Linked DNA regions of Mus musculus: region 1 is linked to region 2. A link is a loop called in an ENCODE intact Hi-C map of the cell type or tissue named here. Cell type or tissue: gastrocnemius. All regions are shown on one strand. Each heading gives the region's core, and the rest is flanking DNA. Links, peaks and the distances in the headings are about the cores only. Region 1 has its middle 28 kb from the start of Gm41631. Region 2 holds the start of Pkdcc (protein kinase domain containing, cytoplasmic).

Region 1 (9,664 bases), core at 1,022-9,021, 57 kb after region 2:
TAAAACTGAAAACAGATCTTTTGAGACTTGTTCTTTTACCACTCTGATTTTGTCTTGACAAGCCATTCTGAGTGCCCTTGGTATGTGTGTGAGTGTGTGTGTGTGTGTGTGTGTGTGTGTGTGTGTGTCTGTGTATGAACACGAGTGCACACACACACACACACACACACAAGCGTGGGGAGCAGAGGCTGGCTTTGGGATTTTTCTTCATTACTTTCCATCTAAATCACTGAGGCAAGGTCTTGCAGACACAAACTAGTGTAGCTAGTTATCTTGCTCTCAGATCCTCTGTGCCTTTTAAGTATTGGACTTGCAGGTGTGCCAGCATACCCACTCAGCATTTACATGGGCAGTGGTTCTCAACCCTCCTACAACCCATTGATACAGTTCCTCATGTTGAAGTGACTCCAACCGTAATATTAAGTTATTAAATTATTTCATAACTAATTTTGCTGCGATTATGAATTATAATGTAAATATCTATGTTTTTGATGGTTTTAGGCTGCCCCCGTGAAAGGGTTAGTCAACCTTCCAAGGGGTTGTGACCCACAGGTTGAGAACCACTGATCCCAGGGATAGGACTCTATCCCTTACTCTTTCAGAACAAGTGCTTTAACCCCAGAGCCACATCTCTAGCCCCCAGTAAGACATTTCATTCTTATGTAGCTTTCAGGCCCTTTGTGTGTAGTTTGTTGCTGGCCATCTGTGCCGGGAACAGCTTCCAGAGACTTCTGTACACTCTGTGGCAAGATGAGATGCATGGCCAGAGGGCATTTCAAATTGTGTCTATTATTTATTCAGAATTTGGGTAGTGGAGGAGAAACTAAGTTTGTGGTACATAGTGTTAGCTTCTTCCCTACAGCTACTGCAACAGATGGCCAGAAGCTGTGTGGTTAAAAATAACTTAAAGTTCTGGAGTCCACAAGTCTGAAACCAAGGTGTTGAGAGGACTCTTCACAAAACTCTAAAGGAAAATCCTCCTGATCTCTTGTCTCTAGTGGCGCTGGCTATTCCTTGGCCTGGGCCTTGTAACTCTAGACTTAACTCTGTCTTTATGCCGGGCTGTGTTCTGCTTGCTTCGAGAACACTTATCACTGGGCTTTGGGCTTATCTGGATAATCCAGATAATCCTTTTGTTTTTGTTCTTTAAGACAGGGTCTCATTTTGCAGCTCTGGCTGGCATGAGTTGCATCATGCAAACCAGGCTGGCTTCAAACTCACAAAGGTCAGCCTGTCTTTGCCTCCTGAGAGCTGAGATTAAAGGTCCGAGTCACCATGCCCAGGGATAAAAAATGGCATTAAAATCATTAATTTGGCTCTATCAGCAAAGATTCTATTTCCAAATCCGGCCAGCTTGACGGGTTTGGGATTTGTAACTCCACATGTTGGCTCATCCTTACAGTGGTAGGCTAATGTAGGAATCATTGCTGTTATCAATACACTATAAGTAAGAATTTGATTCTCATCAATACTATATCAAAACAGAGAGGTATGTGCAATTATAAACACACCACTCATTTCTCCGTTTTTGAGTGAAATAAGTTTTAGTCTGAATTCCTCCAGTTATATGGCATGAGTTGGCAGTAACCCTACACACATAAAATACTTGTCTGTGAATGCATATGTTTATGATTGTCAACTTATCATCAAGATGTAAGGAGAACATGGTCCTAGCTCTTTGGACACAAAATATTGACACCCGTGACATGCTTCAAAGCTCATAAGCCATGACAACAACAATAGATTGCTTAATGGATATCATCAACTCCAAGATGGTTTTAAGATGAGTCACCGTGCTAACAAACCTCCCCAAAGAGGCTTTTCCAAGAAAGGGCCTGGATGGGGGCTTCACCAAGACATTCTCAGCATTTATGTGTAATGATGAAGCTGGAAGGAAATTCTCTGGGGGGCTGGCAAGCTGGCTCGGCTGCTGAAGGTGCTTCCTGCCATGCCTGATGACCGGAGCTGGGATCCCAAGACCTATGAGGTAGAAGGAGAGAACCGACTCTTATCAGTTGTCCTCTGACTTCCACCTCTGCGGTATGGAATACGTGATCCTACTCGCATGCACGTATGCACAAATAGCCAATAAAATTTAAAAAGAAACATAATCAATATTAAAAAAATAACTTTTTTGATTCAGACTTGCTATATACCTCTGGCTGGCCTGGAACTCACAGAGATCCACCTGTTTCTGCCTCCCAGGTGCTGAGATTAAAGCTGTGCCCATCATAAAAAACAATTTTTAACCAGCCACACTAGAAGTATGCTTAGCCATTTCTTTTTCTTTTCTTCTCTTTTTTCCTTCCTTCCTTCCTTCCTTCCTTCCTTCCTTCCTTCCTTCCTTCCTTCCTTCCTTCCCTCCCTCCCTCCCTCCCTCCCTCCCTCCCTCCCTTCCTTCACTTTATGTATATGAATACACTGTAACTATCTTCAAACACACCAGAAGAGGACATCAGATCCCATTACAGATGGTTGTGAGTCACCATGTAGTTGCTGGGGATTGAACTCAGGACCTCTGGAAGAAAAGTCAGTGCTCTTAACCACTGAGACATCCCTCCAGCCCAGCCATTTCTTTTGTAGCATCATAGAAAATGGTCCCATTAACCTTTGATGTAGAAGAAGCCAAGGGGCTCAGGAAAACCCTGCCAAGATGTGGCAGGCAGTTGACTCATTACGTATCTTTTGAAGCTTCTCACATTGATTAGAGTTAGATCTTAGATGCGCTTGTTTCCTCAGGGTAGCCAGCACCATGAGAACGGGTGTGTTCAGAGTACAGCTTTCGCCATCGCTACCAAACTGCACCCCAGGCAGCCGGTTGCCTCCCTGCCAGCGCTTGCATGGTTGGCCTTTCATTTTAGCCTTCGTGGGTGTGTGGCGGTTTCTAGGACACGCTGGAACCAGACTGGGTGTCTCCTGAGTGTTCACTCTTGTACATTTATCCCCAAATTCTGCATTGAGTGGTGTCACATTGGTGTCGGGAGATATTGCCATGAGTAAGTACCACAAATTAGGGCTTTAAAAAACATTTTTTTTTCCTGTGTACAGTCAGTTGTTAAACATTTACCAGTGTACTGTACTGCTGATTCTCTCTCTCTCTCCCTTACTTTTCTTTCTTTCTTTCTTTTTTAATTATTGTGGTTTTAATTTGCATTTTACTGAAAAGTTGTGAAATACACATCTTTTCATATGGGTACCAGCTATTCATCTACCTTTGTCTGCAAACATCTCTTTATATTTTGGTTCTGTCTAAAAAAAAACAATTAGGCTGTTAATGCCTCTTGTTGATGGGTAGGCACTCGCATGTGGTTGTACGTTCTTTGTACTTATAACCAAATACATGTCTCCTGCTAGGTCATTGCTTGTTTTCACACTCTCGAAATGAGTCAGCACGGAACTTTTTAGTCAAAATACATCTTACCAGTCGCTGCCTTTCCAGATTACATACTTCATGTTTGACTTTTGAAATATTTATCTACCCCCAGTGATTATATTTTTTAAATCACTAACTCAGGTGGGGTCGCTGAATCTTATTTTAAAGTTTAGGGCCCAGAGATGTGTGTATTTTCAAAGCCTCCTTAAGTATAAATGACCTTTAACTACCCAAGAAGTTCTCAATCTTATTTGTGATGCATGAAATGTAACATCTAACTACAGGGAGGCGCTGCTATTCTCATCTCAGTGTGGATTGAAATGTTATCTAGCACACCGTGTTAGCCAAGATGCAGGGGAGCCAGTCCTTTAATGCTTTAGAGTCTGTGTAACTACATGCAGCCTTTCCTATGGAGAATATTTTAACAATATTTGTCAGAGAAACTGTCCATGTACCTCTCAAACTGCCTGGAGGTCCTTAGAGGAATGACTCTACTGACAGTCACAAATAGTCACGGAAGAGTAAGTTATGTGATTATGTGCTGTCCCTCTCAAACCAAGATGGACTTTTATTCCTATTACCGCCAATAGCCATCTAATGGAACAGTCAGTAGCGAGGTGACAAATGTGGGATGATATATACATTCTCGGCTAAGTTTAAGTAGATTGACGGGTTTAACTTCTTGCCCAAATGTGTAAAAGTAAAGATAGTTTATATGTTTGCATCTTTAGATATATAATTGTACATGTTCCTATATGTGCAGCTATAAGTGTATAAACATGTGCGTGGAAACACGCATGTACCATGGCACGCACACGCAAATGGTTTACTGAAGTACCCACCAGTGGTAAGATTGAGAAGCCCCGTGTACAGAGTGGAAGAGGAACCCAGATCCCAGCTTATACAGGATTCATACCAAGGTTTAACAAGTTAAACCTTTCACAGCAAATCCAGCTACAGAGCTTGTGCCTGTCCAGCGTTTAGGATCTGTCTTTCCTTTACTGGTGACTTTTCTTTGAGAGCTTTCTTGGAAGCTCTGGGTGATTCAGGTGGCCATCGTGTATCTCCTGGGAGGAAACTGCATCCAAGAGTCTGGGCCCACGAAAGGGATTGCTCAGGGCTCCTAATTTGTCCTTGATGGTTCCCGCTCTCTGGGACTTAGCCATGCCTCATCCCTTGTTCCATCTTGGTGGCCAGCTTTTAGGACCAGTGTGTTTCTGCCTTCTGTCTAGGATCCCCTCACAAGTCGCAAGCCAGACACAGCCTCTGAGGGTCTGGGTGGGAAGAAGAAACAGGCCGCAGGCCCACGTGCCGAACCAGCTCCTCCTGCCCTCCCTGAGGGTGATCTATGGCTTGTCAGAGGTGTGGGTTCCTGCCACTTGCTGAATAGAAAGCGTCTTTGTTCTCAGGAGTGAAAATAACCCAAAGATAAATGTTGGGGCTGGGAGAGCAGAGGCGGTGTTTGACTCCGGCTGCTCAGAGGCCCCTCTCTGGAGCAGGTCTGAAGTTGGGGAAGACAGGAATGGGTCTCCCAAAAGAAGAACCCGACTGTGACTTTTCTGGGAATTGTGAGCTGGGTCTCCTGGAAGGTGGCTGTCGTTCCTTTTCAAGCGAAACCCAGCTCTTCTAACACCTCTCTGAACCCTAGTTCTGTAGTCAGTAAACTTTGTCAACCCATGGACACTTCCTCCCTTCTCCCTACCCCCACCCCCCACCCCGGCACTGACTGGTTATGACATGATCACACTGTATCTAACATCCTTTCTCATCTGGACCCGCTCCCGCTACAGTGACTCCCCCCTTCTCTTCTTTTATCTTTTAACAAGATGTTGAGAAAGGATGGGACCCGGCTCTGCACCTGGCCTTCCAAACCCCCATAAAGCTCAGGGTTATGACTTCCATGGACCCCAACCTCCCTCTTCCCCAATCCGGTCTAGGCAGGACTTAAGTGGGGGATGTTACTGCTGCCAGGAGAGGAGGGGATAAAGAAACCACGCTGCCAGGCTAGTCCAGGTCTCAAAGGGAAGCCACAGAAATTTGAGGCTGGCTGCTTTCACCCTCCTAACAGCTACAGGGGAAGTACTTTTGGCTTGGGGATATTGGGAGGTAGTGGGAGACTTCCAGAGACCCCAGAAAAGTAGTGTGAGAATAAAAAGTCCTACAAGAAAATAAGCCTGAGATATAGTCTCTTCCACTCAAATACCAGCCCTGGTTTAGAGACAAGAAACTGAGAGGCCTCAGAAGTCAGGGATGCAGTGGTGGGTGGACTTTAGACAAACCTTATTGGCTCTGGTCAGGGTTTCCCTGTGCCAAGTATGGCTTCTCTGTGACACTTGGGAGAAGGAACAAGGACAAAAGAGAAAGAACTGATAGGACCCCAGAGTTTGGGAGGCCCCTGTACACTATCTGTCCAAGTCTCATCTACGTTGGGTAACAAAAGGTAAGTGTGTCTGTCTCCAGCTCCTCCACAACATTCTGTCACTGGTCTGGGTTGGGCCAAAGAGATGTTAAAGAGGTGGAAGGTTGAATTGTGCTTCAGTGTTTATACAAAGGAAGGGGGAGGGGGAAAGGGGAGGGGAAGGAGGGAAAGGAGGAGGAAGAAGAAGAAGAAGAAAGAGGAGGAAGAGGGGAGGGAGAAACTAGGGGAGGGAGAGGGAGGAAGAATGACCATTTCTTGGTGCCAGGCCCTATAGTAGTCACTGAACATAAACAATCTTATGTAAGGCCCATAGAGCCTCTGTGCCCTCAATATAGACGAGGAAACAAGTCTTTGCGAAACTCAGTGGCTTTCCAAAGTTGTACAGCTGTGGGTGGTGGAGCAGAGAGGTGACTGTGCCCACATGGGTTGAGACCCAGTGCCATCATAACTGCCTTACTCTGGTGCTGCTGGCTGCCTTGGTGTGGCAAGACTGAGCTGTGACTTGAATGGAGCCCAGCAGATCAGTCACCAACACCCGTGACTATCACATATCAACCCATACCCACAAATAGACTCTTGAAGGTCGCATGTCACATGGCCTGAAGTCCCACCTCTATCTCATCTTCCTTCTTGCTCTTGGACTGTGTAGGGATCTCTCAGGGCCCTTTGCTCTGGCCCTAGCCTGGTGAAAGAGGGCTGTGCTCTTGGCTGCTCAATAGTCTATGCGGAAATTAGGGTCTTTCTATCTCCTATGACTGATTTAGGGCTCAGGAGTGATGGTTTGAATCACATCGGTGTGATTTATCTGCATCTTCTACAGGGCTTGACAGACTTCAAAGTTCAGGTATAAGTTCTCTAGAAGGAGCTCTTCCATCCCAACTGGACACCCCTCACTTTCTCCCGTCTTGACTTGTCCCTAGGTGTATTGGCTAGTTTTGTGTCAACTTGACACAGCTGGAGTTATCACAGAGAAAGGAGCTTCAGTTGAGGAAATGCCTCCATGAGATCCAACTGTAAGGCATTTTCTCAATTAGTGATCAAGGGGGCAAGGCCCCTTGTGGGTGGGACCATCTCTGGGCTGGTTGTCTTGGGTTCTATAAGAGAGCAGGCTGAGCAAGCCAGTAAAGAACATCCCTCCATGGCCTCTGCATCAGCTCCTGCTTTCTGACCTGCTTGAGTTCCAGTCCTGCATCCTTTGGTGATCAACAGCTTCTTGGTCATGATGTTTGTGCAGGAATAGAAACCCTGACTAAGACAAATTGGTACCAGCAGAGTGGGGTATTCCTGTGACAACCTGACCATGTTCTGGGGAGGACTGTGGAAGGACTTTGGAACTTTGGGCTTGAAGATCCATCCATTGTTAAGAGCTCTGTCAGATGTTGTGTAGGAGCTTGGAAGATAATGTTGAGAACACTGCAGAAGATGGAGGTCTGGTTTGTGAAATTTCAGAGGGAAAATTAAAGACTCTTTTCAGGGCCATTGCTGTTTTGATTGTGAAGATTCTGTAGTTCTGGTTAGCTGGGGCTGAAGAATCAGCTGTGATTAACAAGATACCAGAACTACTAAAGCAAAAACTTTGCATTACTGGGACTTTTGATGCTGGTTAGCTGGAGCTAAGAAATTAGCGGTGATTAAGAAGAGACCAGCATCATTGAGGTGACATCTTCTGGGAAGTGTTTTCTGAGAGCACAGTGGCTGCGTTCCAGATATAGCCAAAGTTGTACCTTGTGCTCTGGCTGGACTTGGTAACGTGTAAGGGTCACCCAGGTGGTACTGGTTTTGAAGGCATGAAGGAGTTGAGCAGAGCAGCTGAGGCTTGGCACTGTGAGAGGCCATGGAAGGCCATTGGTGAAAGTGCAGCCTCAGTTGCAATTGATGGCCCAGGACTGAAGGGGTCATGCAGTGTTTTGGAGATGCCAGTACCATGAGATGACCACCAAGAGCAGCAGCAGCAGTGGAGTAGAGGCATCTGGAGCCTAGAGGATGACGCGTGTGCTACAAAGGGCATGGCTGGAGAAGTGACCCAAGCCCTTGGAGGAGCCCAGAAGATCGTGAGTTGGATCCCAGACATTGGACGGTTGGAGATTGATTTTTGCTTTTGATTGTGACTGTGCCCTGATATTTTCCCTCTTGAAGGAAGAAACTGTTTTAGTGATGCCCACAGTTAAGAGACTTTTAATTTAAAAAGACTTTGGATTTTTAAAAGAGATGGATATTTTAAAGAGATTGAAATTTTAAGAATATGTAAAGACTGTGGGACATTTAAAGTTATTTAGACCTTGGGGATGAATAAGAATGTAAGGGTTGAGGCTTACTAGTGATGTGTTTGTGTGTCAAGTTGACAAGGGGTCAGCTGTATTGGCTAGTTTTGTGTCAACTTGACACAGCTGGAGTTATCACAGAGAAAGGAGCTTCAGTTGAGGAAATGCCTCCATGAGATCCAACTGTAAGGCATTTTCTCAATTAGTGATCAAGGGGGCAAGGCCCCTTGTGGGTGGGACCATCTCTGGGCTGGTTGTCTTGGGTTCTATAAGAGAGCAGGCTGAGCAAGCCAGTAAAGAACATCCCTCCATGGCCTCTGCATCAGCTCCTGCTTTCTGACCTGCTTGAGTTCCAGTCCTGCATCCTTTGGTGATCAACAGCTTCTTGGTCATGATGTTTGTGCAGGAATAGAAACCCTGACTAAGACACTAGGATTACCCTCTTTCGTTCCCACAAGTGTTCTGCCTTCTTTCCTGGAGGCTGCTATCCTGCTGACATTTTCTCCCCCAACCCTCCACCATCTCCTTACATCTGTAATTCCACATCCCAAGAGTGCCTGTTGTATTCATTTCCTTTCATCTCCTTCGGGCATATTAGGGCCTCCCAGCATCTGGCAGCCCTAGCTCAGTTTGGCATGAGTTGTAGACAATCTTAGAACTTGACTCTTCTGCTGGGGAGAGGCTGGGCCCTTCTGAAGCACCCACCAATCGGTAAGATTTGGAAGCACCGTGAACAAAGAGGAATGAAGAACCTGGGTTTGAGTCTGAGTCTAGTCGCTCAGGCGAGCCCTTCTTATGCTTCCGGTGCAGGGCCTCCCCCTAGCCTCAGCACTGTTCTGGGTGTATTTTCCAAAACAGACCATAGCAGTATACTTGGTGCAATGTCTTCTTCCAGAGCCTAGCCATCATCCCTGAGAAATCCAAGATCCCCTTGAATCTAGGTAGGTCTTTGTAAATTGCATCAACACACAGAATGTGCTAGAAATGGTATTGAGGGACTTCATAGACTAGGCCACAGCAGCTTCTCCTGGTCCACTCTTTTTCTCTCTATCACCTAGTTAGAACTTGGCCACCTGGGCTGAGAAAGCCCAGCCCATGCAGGAGGGGCTGTGTAAGGTCTGTCCTGGAATCTGAATGGGACCTCAGCTGACAGTCCTAGTGAGCAGACAGGTGAATGCCTTGTGAGGAGTGTGTAGTCAGTCTTCCACAGTGGCTCAGCCATTGCTGAAAGAACAGAAGCGAGCAGGGAGGAGGGTCTATCCAACTCCAGTCAGGACTTTATGAAAAAAAAATGAACGCTATTTTGTGATCGTCCTAAGTCATTAGGTTTTTGCAGCGTTCTACTGTATAACTCTAGATATAACAAACAGGGTCATGACAGTGACACTTGGCTTATGACAGCTCTGAGGGATGCCTGGGAGTCCCACAAGGCTCTCCACATGTCACCAACATGTCACTGTCATTATCCTCACTACTCTCAAAGAACCTCAGTGTCTCAGACATCAATGCACAGTGCCTGTAAGTGCAGCAGTAGCCATATTAGATACATAGTTCTTTTGTTTAGTATTTTCATCTTTCCTCTGCAGCATAACCTCTGTCCATTTCTAATCC
Region 2 (9,664 bases), core at 573-8,572:
CCTTCTGAGTCTTTTGAAGACCCACGGCAGGCTGTGCTGGCCACAGAGGCAGCCTAACTGAAGAAGTCAGAAGGGACATGGCGTGGTGGTCAGAGAACGAATGAGAGGATCTCATCCCCAAAGCTGTCCCCAAGTCCCCTAGGGACTTCCACTTTCTCTAGGACTCGAAATCCTTCTGTCCTAGGGGTGTTCGCTCCTCAGACTGGAAGTCTCACAAACAATCCTGAGAGATGCCATGCTGGAGAAGGCATGGGCGAGACATGTTCCCTTGTAATGTCTTGTCTTTCTCTGGTGCCCTCATTACTAGGGGTGGGGGGTGGGGGCAACGTTACAGACAAGGACCACTCTGTGGATCTGGTTGTAGGTGTAGTCGGTGGAAATGCATGGTGGAAATGCATGGTGAGGCCATCAAGGGAGGAATCCCTATGGCTAGGAAGGCCCAACTGAATGACAAACCTGTCCTGAGAAATGGCCTTGAACAGTTAACAAACACCAAATGCCCCGCTAAGTCACTTGGTCAAGGCCTCTCCATCCTCCTCAGAATCTGGCTGGCACCTCAGGGTTTCCAGAAAATTCCCAAGAACCCAGAAGAGGGAAAAAAAAAACAACCAAGATCCTCCCAGTTAGAATGGCCACGTAACCAGCCGCTCACTCCCTTAAGCTCCAGTCACAGTGTTAGCCATGCAGCCAGACATAAACACACACAATGGGTGTTTGGGACCAAATGCAGGGCCTGGGACCTTGACAGAACTTGTCACAAGAGTATGGCCAGGACTGGGGGCATTAGTTCTAGGGAGACTTGGAGCCACTAGGAGTACAAGTAGTATTGTGGCCTCTTTATTCTGTGGTCCACAGATCCCTCGAGGCCTGGGGCCCCCTTCTCAGTGCTGAGGGAAGAAAAGATGGACTGCTGTGCCTCTGGCCAGCTCTTTGGGTATAGAAAAGTGACTCTGAGGGTGGGTGGGTGGTATGGACAGCTGGGGGGGGGGTTGCACACACTTATGTTACCCAGCCAAGAGCAGTCAGGGGTCCCCTTTCAGTCACCTCACACATATGCATAGAGAGTAAGTAGTCTTATCCAAGGCAGAGAACTCAGAGAGGGGAAGTGGGTTTATGTTTGGATGGCGGTGGCATTGTGAAGGTCTGTTCTAAATGCAACCTTGGATGGACGAGATGTGGGGGTGCATCCTTCTTGCCTGTGCCCCCAATGAACAAGGACAGAGTTTCTCGCTAGGAAAGTATGCATCTAGCTTTTTGAACCGTCTAGCCTCTTGGCTAAGCACACTTGCAAGAGTGTGGTATTCATACTAGCAGACCTGGAGTCTTCTGGCCTACAATCCTGAGGCTTCCCCTGTGGTTCAGCTGGACCCACTTGAAGTCCCAGGGAAGCCTGTGGTCACTTCTGGGAAAGGCTGTGTATTTTCTGGCCTCTTTTATCCCTTTCAATGGCCTGTGAGCCCAGTGAGAAATGAGGGTCTCCCTGAAGATCAAGTCAGATCCATGGTCTCCTTTTGGGCCCCTCCCATACCCACTGAGGCTTAACATCACCTCCAAAGCCAGACGTGTCGCTGGACTTTGAAAAAAGTATGGTTCAGGCTCTACCAATATGGGGGATCCTATTTCTGCATCTGGGAGCTGACTGAAGCTGGATGTTGGAGTTGGACCTGAGGTCACTATGACTGGAGATAATACTCCACCAGCTTTAGCCAGCAGCAGGGTCCTCTGTGGTCACAACTCCTAATCACTGCCTTATCACCAGCTTGGGACCCTTCTGGTCCTTGCCTCTGTCTTTACGGGATGCGTTTAAGCTGGTACAGGGTTCTACCCAAAGGGTGAGAGACCCCGGCAGGGTGGTGCTGAGTGTGGTTCCCTAATCTGGGTTCTGCACCTAGCTGCAACTGGGCAGTCTTGGACGCCCTGAGACTTATTTACTCCGTAAGACCAAGGAGTCTTTCAGAGTGGCCAGCCAGCCCCCTCATCCCGGAACCCCACTGTCGTACCTGCAGCACGTTGGGGTGCCGCAGCCGCTCCAGCAGCACCATCTCTTTGAGCAGCTTGTGGGCCGCCAGGCGATAGCAGCCCCTTCGCGCCCCGAACTCGCGCACGCAGCTGCCCAGATCGTGGCCGCTGAAGTCCACTGCTTTAAGCGCCACCGCGGCGCCGCCGGGCAGGCGGACCCGGTACACAGCCTTAGTGTAGCCTGAGCCCACGTACTGCGCGCCAGACACGTTGCGGAGCGCGGCGCAGCCTAGGCGCGGGCCCGGGCCGGGGGAGCCCGGGCCGGGAGCAGGGGGCCAGCCCGGAGCGCCGTCGGGCGGGGACCGGACCCGCGGGGGCCGGGGACGCTGCAGGCCCGGCCCGCCCGGAGCCAGGTCCATCAGGCGCCGCCGCTCTGGCCGGCCCGCTCCCGGCCCCGGCCCCCCGCGGGAATAGCGCTGCACCTCCTCGTAGCGCTCCCGGATCTGCCGGGCCAGCTCCCCACGGCCCCCGCGACGGCCCGGGCCCGGGGCTGCCGAGGACCCCGGGGACTGGCCTGGCCGCGGAGGCTCCGAGCCCGGTGCGAAGAGCACGTTGAGGACGGAGCCCAGCAGGAAGGAGGCGCAGAAACCAGCGGCCACGGCCGCCCGCCGGCGCCGCATCGCTCCCCTCCCCCCGGCCGGCCGCGCGCCGCTCCCCGGCCCCGGCCCCGGCCCCGGCCCCGGGCGGCTCAGGCTCCGAGGCGACTCGGCTTCGCGCCGCGCCGGCCCCCTGCCCAGCCCGCGCGCATGGCCCGGGCAGCCCCGACCCCGGCCCCCGGCGGGCGGCACATCGGCCTGACACTTGCCTCCCTCCCGCCCTGCCCCCGCCGCTTATAAGGCCCGGAGCCACCCCCGCGCCCGCCCCTCCGCCAGCGCCTCCCCGCGCCCGGCCGAGCCAGTCCTCGGCGCCGCCCCCTCTGGCCGCCCGGGCCGGCCTTCCCCGCTGACTGACAGCGGGACCTCCTCCCGCGGCCAGCCGGGCCTGGGAAGCGGCGCGGAGGCGGCTCCGGCCCTGCCCGGCGCGCGGCCCCCCGAGCTCGGGTTGGGGAGCGGGGGAGGGGGAGGGGGCGGCCGCGCGCAGGGCTTCCAAGCCCGAGGCCAGGCTGGATAACGGGACCCGGAGGCCGAAAGCGGAGCTGGCCGACCTGGTGCGGGGAGTTGGAGGGGCGAGGCCGGCGGGTAACGGGCTCCAAGGGGCAAGCCGCCAAGGCCCGGGTGCGGGGATCTCAGGGGTACACGCTGCCTCCTGGGGGAGGTGGGGAGTCGGGGCTGCAGTGCAGTGCGCAGGGGTTCCTCCTTCTGCGGGTGAGGCTGCTCTGGGACAGCCCGGGTTCAGGGTGTGATGAAGGGCGGCGCACTGGGGAGGCTGCCCCGCACCTGCGAGAGCGCGAGGGGTGGGGACTGTGGTCTCAGAGTTAATCAGGAGGTTTCGGAAGAATTCTTTTTTTTTTTCAACTGTCTTCTACCAGGACTTTCTGATTTTCCTGGTTCCCGAATCCCCACATCTCGACAACACAGCTCCATCCCCATCCCCGAGAACCTCGATCTTTGACCCGCCAGTAGGGGGTCGGAACCGTATACAGCGAGTGCATTAGTGTCCACGCACATCTGTCTGTGGAATGTGTGCATCCGCATGTCCCGAGGGGCTACTGTGTCTCTAGGATGGGAGTGAGTGTGTGCCCTGTGTGTTAGTGCTGACTCCATCAGAACTTCTGGTCCCTCCTCCTCCCTCCCTGATTGCATCATTAGTGCTAATTGAGGGGCTTTCACACGCCAGTGCATTAGCTGTTTGGAGTGAGCTCCCCCCTCCTGCGAGATAAGCTGCCGCCCCTCCCCCTCGTGGCTCTCCACTTCCCTAGGGCACTGAAACTGTCCACCGAGGTCGTCTCACTTCCTCAGGCTCCCTCCTGCTTTGCTCTGGGCAGGAAAAAGTTATCTCTCTTCCTGCAGTGCCGTGGATTCGGCTGGAGCGACGGCATATGGGGTAAAATTTAGGGGCTGGAGAAAGAATCCAGAGCCGCCTTTCTGAGGGGCTTTCTAGGAAGGAGGGGTTTTCCCTCAAGAGGTCTCCTGTTCCTATCCAACGCAGGGAGGAACTCTGTGACAGGGAATAAAACTTGCGGCTAGCTCTTTTGGAAGTTCAGCCTGTGATCGCACTGAGGTAGGCCTTCTGGCTCTGACTGACTTCTTGGTCCCCTAAAACTCAGAAAGTGGGGACCATGCTGAGTTATTCGTCATGGGAAAGGCAGGTTGAAGGAGGCCATGATTCCCCCTGAGAGATTTGGGTGGGTTTGATGGAGTGTGCGCTATAGGTCTGTTCCTGTTTAAGCTGCCCCGCCCAGCTCTGGCCCATAGCTGCTGGGAGGTTGGGGAGGGGGCTGTCTGAGCAGATGCCCTCCCCAGCCCTCACACCAGATGTCTTTGGTCTAATTAACTGTGCTGGGAAAACCAACCTGGGTTTGTAAACATAGCTACTGGCTAAAGTCAACAGGGAACAGGAGCAAACAGTCCCCTTCACTGAGCCTCATCTAGACCCAGCACCCCAGGGAAGGGAGCTGGGGGGGGGGATCAGAAATGCCCTGGCCCACAGATGAGTCAAAGAAAGACTGTCTGCCTGGGTGACCCCAACGTGACTACTATTCCCTTGCTAGTTCTACAGTGTCTACTCAAGAAGTGTGAGGACCAGCTAGCTACCATGCCCAGGAGAGGTTTGACTTCTGGCGGTTTCACCTCTGATGGCTGCACAACCAAACACTGTGTATGTGTGTGGCATATTTCTTGAAAAGCTTTCTTCAGATCCTCTGCATGTTCATGTCTCGGAGAAGCGTCCGTGGGGAAGGATTTGGCATCGTGAGTGTACAGCTCAGAGTTGGTGAATAGAATGTGAACATTGTTAACTTCATTACACATCATGTAGGTATTATAATAACATGTTCTGAAATTAGATAATTATTCCTGTGATATCTCTGCCAAGCTTTGGTGTTTCTGTTATGGTTTGAAAGTTCAGTGCACAACAGGGCCAGAGAAATAGGCACCAGTGTTCGCCTGGTGCCTACCCAGAACCCCGAAAGCAGGGTCCTCATGTAGAGAAACAGCGACCCTTCAGTTGTATTGACTCACATTTACTGTTTCCCTCAGCCCCCAGGGAGACACATAGACATCAAGACATGCATGCTCAGCCACAGAAATAGGATTTTTGCTCCTAAAAGGAAGAGATCAAAGCTTTGAACCAATTAGAGTTTCTGAATTGACAGACTTTAACCAATTTTTGATTGTTTGCCTGTCTGTGTGTGTGTGTGTGTGTGTGTGTGTGTGTGTGTGTGCCACCCAGGAAGAGGAGTTGTTTCAAAGAATTGGAAAACAGAAACACTATGCAATCCTGCTGTTTCCTCATTTTTATTTGCCCAGCCACTCAAAAACAGGCTAGGCAGGGCCCATATCACAGCCTGGGCCTCACAGGCCTGTGTCCAGCTCAGGGCCCACACCACAGCCTGGGCCTCAAAGGCCTGTGTCCGGCTCAGGGCCCACACCACAGCCTGGGCCTCACAGGCCTGTGTCCAGCTCAGGGCCCACACCATAGCCTGGGCCTCACGGGTCAGTGTCCAGCTCAGCCCTGGTTCTGTTTTCTCAACAGCTTTCAGACAGCAGCATCTTCTTGATCCCACTCTTTACCAGACTCCTCACCACACACAAGAGCCTTCAGACCAGCATTAGCTCAACAAGGCTTCATGCTTTAGACTTGCTATGTTTTCTTTCTTTCCTCCTTTTCCCCCAATTCCACACACTAGTCAGACACCAGTGCTTGGGAAGGAAGCAGCTGGCCTAGACTCTAAAAGGTCACCTTTTCTGGGAAATAGTTCATCGGTAATTTCTTTCTTCAGGACATCACATCCTCCCAGCTTGCCCGTGTTGAAGAACTCCGTTTCTTTCAACCCAGGTCGCTAATGCCTCTGTTGGAGAATTGTTTTCCTCTCAAAACAACCAGGGGATGAGCTGAACTGGTAACTCAGGCTTCCATGGGCTTCCGGTAGCCCTCTATGCAGCCTGGCACCCCAACTTTCCACCAGCCGGAAGAAAGCTACACTCCTCAGCCTGAGGCAGGTGCTTTCTTCCAGGCCATCTTCTACCTTCCTGAAGTGCCTTCTCCTGGTCCTTTGGTCCCTTCCTTTGTCTCAGCTGCATGTGCAAGATTTTATAGAAAGTAAAGACAATCCTTCCATTACCAGGGTATGCAGGGCCCTGGAGGATGTATTGTTGGAATTCTGTGGCTTTCTTTCCTTTAAGAATGTACAGAATCCCTTGCTCAGGTCTAGGAAAGGCTGCGTAAAGAACTCTGGATTTGGAGTAATGTCCCAGTTGACATTCCGTAGACAAGGTAGTCAACCCTTCTCTGTATTATGGTAAGTCCTCAGTATGTGTAATTATATAATTAATTATAGCAAACAGACATGTTTGCTGTGCTAGACAATGTGCTTGTCTGCGATTCTTCTTCAAGGCCGAAGCAACTTTGGCTCCGTTACCCCTGGTTTTCCACGGGAGAAATCCCTCGGCCTTCCAGGCTCCCTTTGAGTTGGAGTATTGTCTTTCCCCGGAATCAGCAGAGCGGCAAGCAGTTCATCAGACTGACTCTCCTGTACACTGCAATGGTTGCCAGAAGGCCTGGACCCAGCCTTCTGATACCACAGTAACCAAGAGTCCCAGCCTCAGCTATGTCCTTCTTGGAGCCAGGTCCTCAGGGAGCGGGACTGATTTCGAAAGGATGGAGGGTGAGGTGGCCACAGCCTGCTTCCTTCACCCGGTGTCCACCTCCCTGAGTGAAGAAGTGAAGCTCACCTTTCCAAGCTACAGAAACAAAACGAAATAGCAACAAAAACAAAAACAGACAATGACAGGTTTCTTACACACAGGACATAGAGGAGCCCCACATCAGAGTCCCCAAGGTTATGGGAGATGGGGATGGGGAAATGAGAAAGCCTGAATAGAGATGATTAAGGGGCAGAAACATGGACAGCTAAAGGCCTGGAATCTCAAGAGAGGTAGTCAGACAAAGATGGAGAAAGCTGTGCTCAGGGGACCCCAGCTTTCTGGACACAGCTTTGCTTCCTTGAGTGGGACTCTGCCTGGAAACTCGAGCCCCTCAGCTCCTTAACTATGTCAGGAAACAAGTCTCCCTCTCAAACCAGGAACCAGAATGTTCTGAGGGCTCCTGGTGCTCCCACAGCTTGGCCTGTTTATGCTGTTTCCCCAGCAGGCACCAGACCCTGTGATGGAGTAGCTCCCCACGCCAGCTCTTGCCAAGGCCTGCTCTAGCCAGCTGCTCCTTCCAGCTCAGCTGCAGCCACAGCTCAGGACGCCTGGTCATTGCTGAGGTGATCTCATCTTCCCTCCAGTTTTGGCTTTCTAAGATTGTGCCTGCTGTGTCACCCGGGAGAGGGTGTGAGAGGTTTACTTTGGGGCTGGGACCCTGAACTGAACGGAGAAGCAGGGAGCTGGGGAGGGAAAGCAGTACGGACCAAGCTCCAGGGCTTTTGCCTATGCTGGGTAGATGGAGTGGCAAGCGGAGAGCAAGAGTTGGCCATCCACAAGTGGTGATGGACTGAGCCAGCAGAGGCTGGTGGAATAGAGCCTGACACTTAGCATGTAAGAGCTAGGGCTGGAGGCATGTGTGCAGGTAATGGCTGGGAGATAACATATCATAGCTTCTATGACCAATCCTTGCTCTTTCCCTCTTCCTTCTTCTCTCTCTCCCTCTCTCCCTCCCCTCCCTCTCTCTTCCTCTCCCTCCCTCTCTCTGTTTTTTTCAAGGCAAGGTTTCTTCCTGTAGCCTTGGCTGTCCTACAGCTAGCTCTGTAGACCAGTCTGGCCTTGAACTCACAGAGCTCTACCTGCCTCTGCCTCTGCCTCTGCCTCCTGAGTGCTAGAATTAAAGGCATATGCCACCACTGCCCTGCTCCATGAATCCATTCTTTTCACTGCAGCTTGGGAAATGGAGTGGGGGATCAAGAGGGGATCACTGAGTGTGTCACGTGGCTCTAAACTCACAGAGGGTGGGCAATTATCTCTCATCTGCCATCCTCTTTATCCTGGGGTCACATAGGAAGAAGGCACTACTCCTCATCAAGAGAGTCTTGGCTCTATGACTCCTCTTAGGAGTTTACAGTATAATTGAGAAGATTCATCCCAAACTATTAGGCCCTCAGTAAAGAAGAATGTGGGGACTAGGGCAAAGGACAGAGGTCCAAAGAGCTAGGCTGACTGAGAATCTGGCATGCTGGGAGAGCATGCTCAGGACCAGGGAAGGCTCCATCTCCTTTGAGGTAGACATTTTGCAGACAAAGACACTGAAGCTTGTGGGGATCTGTTGAGTGGTCTGGCCTTTGTAAGCAGCTGTGTAGACTACCATGAAACACAGGGACTCTGGTCCCGATCCTGGGTCTTTCCTCAGCTTTTCATTAGTTTTTTTTTTGGGGTGGGGGTGGGGGGAAATTCAGTCAAAGAGACTGGCAGGGACGAAGGCACCAATGGAAGCCAAGACAGAAGAAGTTCATTAAAGTCACTTTTGCCTCCAGGTAACAAGGCTTGGTCATAAAGATTTATTATTTTATTGTTCTTATTAATACTAATGATAGAGCACACTTATTAAATACTTTCCATTATCATATAATCTACTTAACAACTGTAGGAGATAAATGCTATCATTACCTCCAATTTTCATGATGAGAAAATTGACATAAGAGAGAGCTGAGGTAAGGAGCCCCGAAGAGAGCTGTCAGGAGGCAGAGTGAGCACAGCCTGGGTGCCCAGGCCTCTCGCTGCAGAGGGTCTGCACGACTTTCCTCTTTTGGCCTGTGTTTTAGCTCACCGTCTGGCTGGGTTGATTTGATTTGATTGTCTTTCCCAGTCTAGCGCTGCCATCTTGGTTAAAAGACAAGTGTGTGGTGCTGTTAAAACCTTTGACGGTGAGTCCTTCTGCTGTGAGTAGCTATGGGGATGAAATGAAGGAGACAAAGGCATGTTGAAGAGGTAGAAGAGCAAGCTCCCTCAACTTCTACGCAGAGTACTTCAGAAACCCCAGAGGGCTCTGCAAGCATGCCTACTTTCCCCTACCCCTTTTGTGAGGATGAAAGAGAACAAACTAATCAGAAGTGATAGTTTACAAAGGGTTAACTCGAATCTGGGAGGCTGTGTGGAATTAAAATAATTATTTGAAAAATTCAGAAATGCATACACACACACACAAAAAAGGAAGTTAAAAATTGCACAAAATCCCCACCCATTAAAGGAGATTATCTGTAGTGAGACGTGAGAGACATCTTGCCTGCTCTTGCAGCTCCATCTGCAGAGGTGACCACTGTGACCCACAGGGAGGGTGAAGGCTCCCTTGGGATGGCCTGTGCACCCCTCAGCCCCTCCTCCACCAGCTTTTCCTGCTCTTTGCAGCCAGGCTTTAAGTGAGACTCAGGATTCTCGATGTTTCCAAGTTCAAATCCCAGACCTGGGCTATTCAAAACCAAAACAAACCCTGTTGGTTGGAATTCTTTTTTCTTCTTCTCCCTGGTTTTCCAAAGTCTGGATCCTTCTTTCACTGTGCCTCCAGGACTGGGTCTCCTCTCACCTCAAAGCATCAGATTCATCTGCCAAGAACA

Evidence for each region. Peaks named below come from ENCODE experiments on the same cell type or tissue, not always from the same donor. Only the 100,000 strongest peaks of a DNase experiment are listed, where the experiment ranks them.
Region 1: a loop joins it to region 2, with 2.3 times the contacts of the local background. A loop is called at or near these places in 3 of 42 quality-filtered maps.

What each region holds. Positions count from the first base shown.
Region 1 is chr17:83,151,954-83,161,617 of GRCm38, reverse strand. No RefSeq gene overlaps it. Among named protein-coding and RNA genes, the nearest start is that of Gm41631, 28 kb to the right of the region's middle. In gastrocnemius, for the core only: no CTCF peak of the experiment used is centred there; no DNase peak of the experiment used is centred there; H3K27ac peaks cover 4,210 bases.
Region 2 is chr17:83,208,441-83,218,104 of GRCm38, reverse strand. Pkdcc (protein kinase domain containing, cytoplasmic) reads right to left here and starts at 2,822. Exons shown (of 7, transcript NM_134117.2): 1 at 2,001-2,822. The coding sequence starts at 2,639. Gm34686 (a long non-coding RNA gene) reads left to right here and starts at 2,971. Exons shown (of 3, transcript XR_001782234.2): 1 at 2,971-7,387. In gastrocnemius, for the core only: CTCF peaks have their summits at 3,573 and 7,456; DNase peaks (open chromatin) are centred at 2,936, 3,741, 6,675, 7,329 and 2 more places; H3K4me3 peaks cover 4,208 bases; H3K27ac peaks cover 7,093 bases.